2 separate regions of the Mus musculus genome follow, and region 2 is linked to region 1. The links are chromatin contacts, found by Hi-C or POLR2A ChIA-PET in ENCODE. All regions are on one chromosome and are shown on one strand. The core of a region is the stretch at or near the end of the contact, and the rest is flanking DNA. Distances in the headings are between cores, read along the strand shown. Region 1 holds the start of Appbp2 (amyloid beta precursor protein (cytoplasmic tail) binding protein 2). Region 2 has its middle 34 kb from the start of Ppm1d.

What was found. Hi-C counts contacts between places; a loop is a spot of excess contacts on that map. ChIA-PET counts read pairs that join two places held with the same protein, here RNA polymerase II (POLR2A).
Region 2: POLR2A ChIA-PET joins it to region 1 with 29 read pairs in Patski. The contact joins the enhancer-like site here to the promoter of Appbp2 in region 1. A Hi-C loop is called at or near these places in 1 of 37 maps with a recorded cell type or tissue (mouse trophoblast stem cell). POLR2A ChIA-PET finds 5 or more read pairs at or near these places in 4 of 5 experiments (Patski and embryonic stem cell).

What each region holds. Positions count from the first base shown.
Region 1 is chr11:85,230,499-85,236,980 of GRCm38, forward strand. Appbp2 (amyloid beta precursor protein (cytoplasmic tail) binding protein 2) reads right to left here and starts at 4,622. Exons shown (of 13, transcript NM_025825.3): 1 at 4,174-4,622. The coding sequence starts at 4,311. It overlaps Appbp2os (amyloid beta precursor protein (cytoplasmic tail) binding protein 2, opposite strand), which reads left to right and starts at 4,668. Exons shown (of 4, transcript NR_028329.1): 1 at 4,668-4,834. Gm38935 (a long non-coding RNA gene) reads left to right here. Exons shown (of 4, transcript XR_003949582.1): 4 at 1,060-2,224.
Region 2 is chr11:85,273,846-85,279,813 of GRCm38, forward strand. No RefSeq gene overlaps it. Among named protein-coding and RNA genes, the nearest start is that of Ppm1d, 34 kb to the right of the region's middle. Within about 2 kb of position 3,771, at least 1 of the 3 ENCODE cell types and tissues checked has a DNase peak (open chromatin) inside an H3K27ac peak, as active enhancers do.

The DNA of each region.
Region 1 (6,482 bases), core at 3,372-5,871:
AAAAAAAAACAACAAACAGAAAACTCCAAAACCAAAAAACAAAACTAAACTAAACATGGTAGTATGTACACACAATCACAATCCTACCACTTAGGAGGAAGAGGCTAAATCAGCGGTTCTCAACCTTCCTAATGCTACAACCCTTTAATGCAGTTCCTCATGTTGTAGTGACTCCAACCATAAAGTTGTTGCTACTTCATAACTGTTATTTTGCTACTGTCTAATATAATATATAGGATATCTGATATGAAATCAAAAAAGGATTTCAACACACGGGTTGAGAACCACTGGGCTAGAAGCTCATGAGTTTTATGGCAGCACTGGCTACAAGAGACTATGAATCAACAGCATCAGAGGCTGGGAAGAGAAGGGAAAGGTAGGTAGGGGAGCAGAGGGAGGAAGGAAATGGAGGCAGGGGAGTTAGCTTCATCAATAAAGTGCTTGCTTGCTTGTAAGCATGAGGACCAGAGTTAAACCCTAGCATCCATGTAAGGCACTCTGCTGAATAATCAAAGCACTTGAAGGTGGAGACAGTAAGATCCCTGAGACACTGTAGTCAGCCAGTCTAGCCAATGAGACACTGAGTCCAAAGAAATGGGTGGTCATCTTGAGGATGATACCCTAGGTTGTTCTCTGTCTGGCCTCCATACTCAGGTGTATATATGGATACATGGAACACACACAAGTATAAACTTTAAACATTAAAAATGATATGTTAGCCGGGTAGTGGTGGCACACGCCTTCAATCCCAGCACTTGGGAAGCAGAGACAGGCGGATTTCTGAGCTCAAGGCCAACCTGGTCTGCAGAGTTCCAGGACAGCAGAGAAACCCTGCCTTGAAAAACCAAAAAGATATGTTGCCAGCCAGGCAGTGGTGGTGCATGCCTTTAATCCCAGCACTCAGGAGGCAGAGGCAGGCAGAGTTTTTGAGTTCCAGGACAGCCAGGGCTATACAATGAAACCATGTCTCAAAAAACCAAAAACAACAAAGATATGTCAGTTTGTACTCCATAAGCATGGTAGTAGCTTCTATTAATTAATATTCTTTTTTTCTCTCAGGTTGTATTTTGACTGGGCACATGGGACACAGAGGACAACATTGAGTGTTGTCCCTCAGGACACTGACCACCTCATTCACTTGAAGCAGGGTCATATGGCTTCTGGCTTCACACTTAGAAAAGTCTTCTCACCAGGCGTGGTGGCGCACACCTTTAATCCCAGCACTCGGGAGGCAGAGGCAGGCGGATTTCTGAGTTCGAGGCCAGCCTGGTCTACAAAGTGAGTTCCAGGACAGCCAGGGCTACACAAAAAAACCCTGTCTCGAAAAACCAAAAAAAAAAAAAAAAAAAAGGAGCACTGACTGCTCTTCCAAAGTTCCTGAGTTCAAGTCCCAGCAACCACATGGTGGCTCACAACCATCTGTACTGGGATCTGATGCCCTCTTCTGCTGTGTCTGAAGGCAGCTATAGTGTTCTCATATACATAAAATAAATAAAATCTTTAAATAAATAAATTTTTTAAGACAAGGTCTCTCTGCATAGTTCTGACTAGCTTGGAACTCCTCACATATGTATAGACCAGGCTGGCCTCAACTCACGGAGATTTGTCTGGCACTAAGGCCCTTAAATCTCAGCACCAGGAGGCAGAGGCAGGTGTATCTCTGAGTCAAGAAACCAGTCTGGTCTTCATAGAGTTCCAGGCCCGCCAAAAAAATTCTGTCTTAAAATAAATACATAAAAAGTTAAGAGAAGGGCTGGTGAGATGGCTCAGCGGGTAAGAGCACTGACTGCTCTTTCGAAGGTCCTGAGTTCAAATCCCAGCAACCACATGGTGGCTCACAACCACCCATAATGAGATCTGACCCCCTCTTCTGGTGCATCTGAAGTCAGCTACAGTGTACTCATGTATAATAATAAATCTTTGGGCCGGAGCAAGCAGGGACTGAGTGAGCAGAGTTGACCAGAATGGCGGAGACAACCGGAGCAGGCAGAGGTCCTAAAAATTCAATTCTCAACAACCACATGAAGGCTTACAGCCATCTGTTCAGCTACAATGTATTCACATACATAAAATAAATAAATAAATACATCTCTTTAAAAAAAAATCTGGGGATGTAGTGTAGTAGACTGCTTGTGTAGCATGAACTAGACCCTAGATTCAACTTCCAGAACAGTAAAAGCATAAATAAGACAAAGAAGGGCTAGAGAGATAGCTGAGCAGTTAAGAACACTGACTGTTCTTCCAGGTCCTGAATTCAAATCCCGGCAACAACCTGGTGGCTCACAACCATCTGTAATTGGATCTGATGCCCTCTTCCGGTGTGTCTGAAGATAGATACAGTGTGTACTCATAAATAAAACAAGTAATTCTTATTTTAAAAAAAAAGGAAACAAGTTTTTGCAGGGTTATACTCTACTATACAGGTGAATTTAGTTATAAGACGTAAACAAATGTAACAGATGACCGTATTTAACCCAGCTCCAAGCCCTGCACCAAGGTCCACATCAAGTATCTGACTAAAAAATAAAATGTTCCCAAAAAAGCAATATGAAAACTCTGACCTACACAGAGACAGGACACAGGCCAAAGCATACTCACTAACAATAATCTTCAAAGGAAAGGCTTTAATTTCAGTGGAGGGTACTAAAAGATACTAAAAGCATTTTGACAGAATTCAGAGAGTAAGGGTATTTTTACTGGTTAGATTCCCAGTGACTTGCTCTAGAAGGTGTACACTATACATATGACTTAATAAAATCAACAGAAATAGCACATACTGCAGCAGTTTTCCAGGTTGAGCAAAACAAATTAATTTGTCCTTGGTACCGATGTAGCCTAAATGCATAAAACTAACATTAGTCACACACAAGTAATCAATGTATCAAAACCATTTGGAATGGAGGGAGGTTTCCTTCTAAATCGAAAAATTTTAACACATGCTGTCAAGATGAATCTTCTCCAGGTATTTAGGAGAGAAATGAGTTTACCTGTTAAGTAAGGGTTGGTGCAAAGCAGCAGCAGGGTTTATAGACTGCAGTATGTCAGTTGCTAATTCTGAAAGAATGTTCTCAAGCTGGAAAAAGCAGACAATCTCTCTAATAAAACAAACGCCCTAAAACACCGAACAAAGATAAGAATATACAAATCTGCTAAATATCAAATTACACTGCTGGGAGACAACTAACTAATCAAGTAATACTAAAGATCTAAAAATAAAAGCTCTACTGGTCATATTTTGCAAAAGTGGCTACTGGAAACTGAAATTCTCGCTGACTCAAAGCAAGGATCCCTGAATAAGGCCAGTGTTCACACTCAAACGTGGGGGAGAGGAAAAGGGAGGCTCCGAGTCCATAAAGTTCTCCTCCCTCTCAGAACACTGCAAAAATTGTCCACGTCTATGAACACTTACCCTTGAAACTCCTTGGAGAGCAACTTGGGACTTTCTGTGCAGATTTTTGAGAGGGAGCGACGCAAGAATGCTGCAAAATCGCACTTTTCATACACATTGGTATAATTCAGATTTCTACTTCTTGCTTTCAGGGAATTTCACTGCGTCCTTTCTAAAGATCCAGTCTATTACTAATCTATTAGTAAAATTCCCAATTTAACCCAAAGTGTAAACCGAAAAACCAAAACAAACCTAGAAACCACACAAAAAAGCTTTCAAGGATATGCAAATGAAGCCCACAGACCATTTTCATTAAGCCCTAACTAAATCATTTCGGATTGAAAGAAAGGAAAGGGACGAAACTCGGATTAGAGAAGGGAGGGGAAAAAAAAAAGAAAAAGAAAGAAAGCAGTTACTCGGGTAAAGAGGATCGACGAGATGACAAAGTAGGGAGAATTAGGGGTGGAGCGGAACAAAAAAGTCCAGCTGATACAAACACTAGAGAAGACAGAAAATACCCCAGCGACTAGAGGACCGGGTGGGACTCGGCTGGGTCAGGCATTCCCGCAGGCCTACCCTGGGGCCCCTAAGGGGATGGCGGATAGCTCTCACACAAGAACCCCCCCGGGCCGCACAGACCGGGAGGCAGACGCGGGGGTGGCGGCGTATCGGAAAGCGGCCACCGCAGCCGACGCTACCTCGAGAGCTACAGGCCGGGCCGTGGACGTGGAAGGGGGTGCGGCCCAGGAGCAGCGGCGGGGTCCGATAGAACAGATCGCCTGTACCTTGTAGTAAACGTCGAACTGGATATTCTCCGGCAAGGAGCGGATGTCGCGGCGCGAGCGGATGTAGTTGTCCACGACAGCGGAGATGGCGGTGTTGTAGAGCGTCTCCGGGATCCACTCGAGCTCCACGGCCGCCATCTTCCCTCGCTCCTCCTCCGCCTCCTCCCGCAGGCCTCCGCCTCCCTCCGTAGCGAACCCGTGTGAGGCTCCGGAGGCTTCCGAGGGGCGGCGACCACGCGGGCGAGCGGGCGTGCGCGCGCCTCTCGGACCCGGCTGCCGGGCCTCTGCGTGCGCGCGCGGCCTGAGGGCAGATGGTGCTGGCGGTAGCGGCGGTAGCGGCGGCCACGGAAGATCCGGACGAACGCAGACCACGACCGTACCGAGAGCCTCACATTCCCAACAGGAGAGCGAGCCCAGTTCCGTCCAGGCTCTCAGCTCTGCATGGGCGGGGCTGCGTGTGTGCGTCATGACGTCAACGCGCGACGCGCCGACGCGCCCGGGAAGGAATGCGGCAGGCGGAAAACTTGCGGAGAAAGAGCGCGGAGCGTCTGAGGGGCGCTGGGTGCTTGTTCCTAAAGGACGAGACACCGGGGAAGCTGGGCGGTAGTTGGAGTGGTGTTTTATCCAGCGTGCTGTGGCTCTCCAACACAGTCTCGTTTCAGTGAGTTTTTCGACGACAGCCCTCTTCAACTTTAAGAATTGATCTTTTAGATCAACGAACTTTAGGACTGATCTTTTTTTCACAAAAGTGCACAGCACGGACGGGGCATGGTGGTGCACTTGGAATGGATCGCTTGGGAGGCAGAGGCAGGGGTATCTCCTGAGGTCAAGGTCTATGGAGTGAGACCCTGTCTCAAACAAAGAAAATCTATATTGAGGGATGTGGTGGCCCATCACTTTTATCCCAGCACTGCAGAGACAGAGGCAGGTGGATTTCTGTGAGCTCCAGGCCAGCCTGGTCTACAGTGTGAGTTCCAGGCCTGTCCCTCTTGCTCTGGCCCTGTTGTCTCCTGCTCTACTCGCTCAGCCCTAGCTCATAGATTCTTTTTCATTGGGGATGGTTGTGAGCCACCATGTAGTTGCTGGGATTTGAACTCATGACCTCCGGAAGAGCAGTCGGTGCTCTTAATCAACTGAGCCATCTCACCAGCCCCTATCCAATTTTATTTTATTTTAAATTTTGGTTTTTCGAGACAGGGTTTCTCTGTATAGCCCTGGCTGTCTTGGAACTCACTTTGTAGACCAGGCTGGCCTCGAACTCAGAAATCTGCCTACCTCTGCCTCCCGAGTGCTGGGACAATTTTCTTTTTTCTTTTTTTTTAAAAGAAGAAAAATTTGTTTAACATGCCCTGGCTCTCCTAGAACTTTATCTGTAGACCAGGCTAGCCTCAAGTCACAGAGATCTTGCTGCCTCTGCCTCGCTAGTGCTGGGATCAAAGGTAGTTGCCAGCATTTTTTTACTGAGCAATCATTCAAGCCCCGTTTCCCCATTTTTGCATTGAAAAAAAAAAGAATCTATTAAATGTTTTGGCTTGCCTACCAAATTCTTCTAGTAGTCTGAGAATGCATGTCAAACAAATGGAGAAATGCACTTTAAATCCAGTGAAACTGATTAACCATACACACATTTAAACTTCTTCAGTCCTGTGATTTCTTAGGCTATAATTGACAAACCTGGGAAAGCTGTAGTCAGCCTCAAAATAGGGTTGACAGATTTATCAAGTTTAAAAAAAAAACATAGAAACCTCTAAAACACCCTTTGATTGATTGATTGATGATTGATTTTGAGTCAGGGTCCTACTTATGGGCATGGCTGGCCTGGAACAATAACTTGTTAGCTTTGGATTTAAACTTGCACTGATTCTCTATCTCCCAAGACAGGGGGTGGGGGTGGAGGCTGGTGGGTAGCAGTGAACTCAAATTTCTGTTGTTTGGTTGTTTTTGTTTTGGGGAACGATGGGGGGGGGGGTGTTATTTGTTTGTTTTTTAGAAGTAGAACTGGAGCTTTGCTTTGGAGTCCAAACTGACATGGAACAGGGAATCTTGTCTCAGTCTACTGAGAGCTAGGATTACAGGCCCCTGCAGCCATGCTCTGTTGAAAGTTTTTAAGATGTATGAGCCATGACGTAGTTTTACCTACCCCTTTAAGATCATAAAGAACATAGTTCCTGCTGGGCTGTGGTGCCACTCACCTTTAGTCCCAGTACAGAGAGGCAGAGGCAGGCAGATATCAAGGCCAGCCTGGTCTCCAAAGGAAGTTCCAGCACAGCCAGGGTTACACAGAAAAATTCTGTCCCCCCCAAAAAAAC
Region 2 (5,968 bases), core at 2,521-5,020, 42 kb after region 1:
TCATGCACTAGCTAACACTTTAGACAAAGACAGACCCCTGTACAATGGAGACTGTAAGATTGTGACTGAGCTGAAAGAGTCCCACTCTCCAAATAATATCCCTGTCCTACAGTCAAGCTATTTATTTGTAGTATGCATCACTCATGCATATGAAGTGACGCTGGTGTGAATAAACCTGCTGGACTGCTAGTCATACACAAGTATAGCAGGCACAGGCATGCACCATACCTGATACCCGATGGTGGTAACCAATGACTCCTGCTAGCTTTATTAGTTTGTACACTTTAAACATTTTCCCAGGCTGGAGATTAAACCTCAAGCCCCACACAGACTCGGCAAGTGTTAGTTTGGTTATTTTCATCAGCATCTTTATTTTAGGGTGCACTCCCCTTGTAGAAAAATGTTTATCATGGACTAGTACGCCACAGGAAACCAAGAGCTGCCTCATCTCTCGGGTTACGCCTCATCTGTGGATTGTGTCGAGAGGCTGAATCACCCAGGACTGACAGGTACCTTCTGAGTCTGTACAGTTCCACTCCCGACGTTCACATGACAGAGTCGCCCAACAATGTAGTTCTCACAGCCTCTCACTAATACCACGAAACTCTATACCTGTTCCTAAGAGTGGGGTGTGCTTTCTTGAGAACTGAGTGCAGGAAACCCTGGCACATGTCCTGCCAACGTGCACCAATCACAGGAGCAAGCTCTTCCAGAAAAAGAAGAAGAAGAAGAAGAAGAAGAAGAAGAAGAAGAAGAAGAAGAAGAAGAAGAAGAAGAAGAAGAAGAAGCAGCTATTATTTGAGGGGGTGCATGGCCATTTTATCTCCTCTTTCTCTCCCCCCCCTCCCTCTCCATCTCTCTCTCACCCCCTCCCTGTTTTTTAAAAGATACATTTTATGTGTGTGGATATTTTGCCTGCATGCATATATATGTACACCATGCACATGCCTAGTGCCATAGATACCCTGGGACAGGAATCATAGACAGTTATGACAGTAATGATCCATTATGTGGGTGCTGGGAATTGAACCTGGCTCCTCTAGAGGAGTAGGCTGTGATCCTAACTGCTGAGCTATTTCTCCAGTCCCTGGGATTTCTCTTAAATTAAAATGCTTCTCTTTGATTTATTTTATGGGTATGATGAATGTTTGCCTGCATGTAGGTGTGTGTGCACCTTGTATGTGCCTGGTGCCCCCAAAAGTCAGAAAAAGGCATCGGATGAGCTGGAACTGAAGTTAAGATGGTTGTGAGCCACCATGTGAGTACTGGGAATTGAACCCGAGTCCTCTGAAGAGCAGCCAGTGCTCTTAACCACTAAGCCATCTCTCCCGCCCCCATGATCTCTCTTGATGCTGCAACTGATAGTTCCTGAAGGTAAATAATTACGGAGTTGAGGACAGAAGACATGGAGGCCACAAAAGCAGAAATATTTATGGTAAAGTCCTTCCCTGATGAAACATCTCATTAGAGCCGGTAGCTCATTGCAACACTCTGAGAAGACTCCTTATCTCAAGAATAGTTTCCCGCAACTCGGCTTACAACACCAGTAATGATTCATGTATGCTCACAATGCTGAAGCACAGAGCAGAAAATCCAAACAAGAAAATGTATGCACACTATCACAACAATTTAGCCTTGTTTTAACAAAGACATGTATATGTGTGTTCATGCATAAATGCACAGCAATCTATGATGTCAGAGGCCCTAGGTGTTGGTCCTTGCTTCCAAAGCTGGCAGGCCCACAAGCCTCCAGGAATCCTCCACTCTGCCTTACATGCTGGACTTAGGAATGCACTCACTGGGGTTGGCTGTCTGTGCGTTCTAGAATCTGAACGCATATCCTTCCCCCACCAAGAGCTTTGGCAAGAGCTTTACCTGCTGAGCCACATTGGCATTTCTTTATTCATTTATTTATCAAAACAAGTTCTCCAGGCTAGAGGGATGGCTCAACAGGTAAGAGCACTGACTGCTCTTCTGGAGGTCCTGAGTTCAAATCCCAGCAACCACATGGTGGCTCACAACCATCTGTAATGAGATCCCAGCACTTGGGAGGCAGAGGCAGGCGGATTTCTGAATTCAAGGCCAGCCTGGTCTACAAAGTGAGTTCTAGGACAGCCAGGGCTATACAGAGAAACCCTGTCTCACCTCCCTCCCACGCCCCCCCCCCAAAAACCCCCAAGTTCTTCGGTAGCTCTGGCAGTCCCAGAACTGGAGTTGAACTCATGTACTCTTTCTGTCTCTACTACCTAAGTGCTGGGATTGCAGGTGTGTGAGTCTCTCCACTCCCCCCAAATAGACCAGCGATTTGAACAAACAATCAGAAGAAGACCACACTGGCAAACTTCCAGAGGTGGTGACCCATGCCTCTGGTTTCCTTTGAACTCTGTGTAGGACGGTGAATTGGTGAACTGGTTATTACAGGCTATGTAATGAAAGACTCCGTCCGCATTCAGGTCAGCGTGAGAGGCCCTGGAAAACAAACCCAGAGTGTTTATAGTTATCGTACCAATCTAATCAGGAAATGGAAACGTAATTTTTATAAGGAAAAATAGGTGAATAGCTTAGGTTTTGTGGGTCAACAGGCACAAACAGGGTTCCTGTGTAGCTATCCACGTGTTTTAAAATGTAATATGTTAAAGATACAAAAACTGTTCTTAACTCGTAGGCACAAAAAGTAAAATTAAAAAAATAAAAACATAACCTGCAGCTGCTAGGCCTTCTGGGATGCTGTTTGTTGACTCACTGTAGCTTTGTTCTTCCAGACAGACACAAATAATGAGGCTACAAGTGGTCTGCGATTCTGAGACAGATAGAAAAAATACAGGACTGGAGATATAGACGAATGGTTGGGGCCTTGCATAGCATGTATAAGGCTCCAAGGGCAGTCCCTACCAGGAAAAAAGAAGAGGGAGGAGGGAGGAAGAAGAGGAGGAGGGGCAGGGGGAGGGGGGAGGAGGAGGGTAATAACATACACATAGCATAGACACAGCTGGCATGGTGGAGGCTCATTGGAATACTTCTACCACTTAGAAGGAAAACTACCATGATTTCAAGGCTGGCCTTGGCTCCGCAGTAAGTTTAAAGACAGTTTGAGACCAGCCTGGGCTGTAGGAGACCCTGCCTCCCAAACAAAGCAACAAAGACTGTGAGCCAGATACTGTGGTGCATACCTACAATCTCAGTACTCAGGAGGCTGAGACAGGGGCATTGTGAGCTCAAGGCCTAAGCTCCACAGCAAACTCTTGTATCAGATAACATACAGACAGGAATGTAGTTATGGTGGTGAGAATGGTGCTGCATTCCTGAAGGCTCCAGCTGGGAGGTGAGTTAAAGCAAGATCACGGGAGTGCAGTGAGTTTGAGCGAAGCACCACAAGGCTCCCTTTCAAGTGGAAAGACACAGCAGGTCTTGGGTACTCTTCCTCAAGACCTAATGAGTCAGAATCTGCACCCAGGGGGAGTCCTTGATGGGGTCAAGGTTCCCAGATGCTTTATAGCATTTTATATAAAAGGCTTTTCTCGGGGTCCACCCCATACTTTCCTTCTCTGTTTTTTTATTGTTCTCCATCTTCTGTGTATTTCAGCAATTTTAAAAGATGGCCGCTGGGCTGGAGAGACAGCTCAGGGATTAAGAGGACTCGTGGGACCCAAATGGGTTCCCTGTAACCACATTGGGTAGCTCACAAATGGCTCTAAGTCCGACTCCGACTCCAGGGTGATCTGCCACTTTTGTCTGGGCTCCGAGAACATGTGCACGCACACTCACCTTCACATACCAGCACACAAGTGCACACATGCACATAATTAAGAACAGTCTCTGTTCTGGTCGCCCTTTACTGCCCTCCTGTTCACAGACATGGGTCCCACAGGACCTACCCGTGTTGGAATCACAGCCTGTTCCTTGTCACTTACCACAGACCTCACTTCCTCACCTATGATTCATCCGCACTGCTCTCCTAGAACAGCCCTTTACTGCCCTTCTCCTGTTCACAGACACGGGTCCCACAGGACATGCCTGTGTTGGAATCACAGCCTGTTCCTTGTCACTTACCACAGACCTCACTTCCTCATCTATGATTCATCAGCGCTGCTCTCCTGGAACATCCTGGGTAAAAGATAAGTTGTATCCCTTTTGGATGCATTCACTGGATGATATTGCTGCCTTCTGCAGTGCTGTGGGGAGCTGAACCCAGGGCCTTAGTGCATGCTAGATAAGTCCTCTACCGCTGAGCCACAGCCCCAGAATGGGTGATTTCAGATGATGAGTTCTCTTTGTATCACTCCACACTCTCAATCATGTGTGCTTCTGAGAATCTTCCTCTGGCTTTGAGAAGGACATTTTTTTCTGCCTTTCTAGACACTCATGACCAACTTCTGGTTTCACCCAGGGTCTTATCCTGTGGGAGGCCACAACAGAGAGAAGGTTTACTATCAAAATCCATTTTCTAGCCTCAGTATCCATCCTCTCTCCACTGTGGGAGATTGCCCCTGCACTCAACCATGTTTAGCAGTAACTCCAGCATCTACCCACTAGATGCCAGTCAGTAGCTGTTTCTCCCAATTTTGACAGCCAGTGCTGTCTCTAGATGTTGCTAATTGTCCCTTTGGGGAAAACACTGCCTGTAGTTGAGAACTGTTGGCTTTAAGATGTGGGTTGAAGCCAGGCAGTGGTGGTGCACGCCCTTGATTCCACCACTAGGTAGGTGAATCTCTGAGTGTGAGGACATCCAGGTCAAGAGAGAGAGAGAGAGAGAGAGAGAGAGAGAGAGAGAGAGAGAGAGAAGCAAACAAACAAAAGATGTGGCTTGAGAATGTAGCTTAGAGACAGAGCCCTTGCTGTCCACATGTGAGGTCCGGGATTCTCTTTCCAATACTGCAGAAAAACAGAAAGAATCCATTTGACTAGCTTGCAGACACACGGGCTTGGTAAGGGTTTCTAAGAAAGTTCTTTACTTTAGAAAGAGCTGGGGGTGGGGCAGGAGGTGGTGGTTCATGCCTTTAATTCCAGCACTTGGGAGGCAGAGGCAGAGGCAGGTGGATGTCTGTGAGTTCGAGGCCATCTTGCTCTACAGAGAGAGAGAGAGTTCTAGGATAGCCAGGGCCTCAAAAAAACCGAAGAAAGAAAGGAGAAAGGAAGGAAAGAGAGACAGGGACAGAAGATAGATAGATAGATAGATAGATAGATAGATAGATAGATAGCAAGTGAGCAAGCTGAGGGGCTGTTTCTCTCACCCTACCTGGAGAGGCACCTAGTGTTGGTGCTATAGGTGACACTTGACACTGGATGAAGAAAGACGCATTCTGATAGTGTCACTGGATCGATGGCCCTACCAGCCCCACTGCTGGGCTTCCTCTAGATTCCATCTTCACTAATCCAGCTTCCTGACTTGTCTCCCTGTCTCTGGGTGCCTTGTGTTCTTTTGTGTCCCTCTTTTCAGAGGGATGTTGCACTCACACTCCTTGGCTCTCTGCCTTAGTTTCCCCAGAGGATGCTGGCTTTAACTCTTTCCTTCTCCAAATTCAGCATGGGGGCCAGGACTGTCACCACTGTCAGGATAACCCAGCTCTCTGAGTCCACCTGATATCTTACCAACATCTCTGCACAGCTGAGGGGTCCCTGGAGCACAGAAGAAGAGACTATTTTGCTGGGGTACAGCAACCTTTCCGTCACCTGCGGCACAGTGGGCCCTGGAGCTGTTTCTAGGTCAGGAGCTGGAATAACCCCAACCTAAACCTTGTAGCTGGTTGTAGCACCAGACTCTCCTATTGAGGAGCTAGATTGAGAAGCAGAAATAGGAAATTCAGATGGGACAAGTCTTTGGAATTGAAAGGACCGGAAGGCTCCAGGGACTCAGACATGTAATTTTTGTCTGATTCCCTCCCTCTCTCCTCCCAGTGCCTGGAAAAGTCCTAGCCCACAGGAGGTGTTCAGTAAATACTTGCTGAGTGGATGGATGTGAGCCAACGGG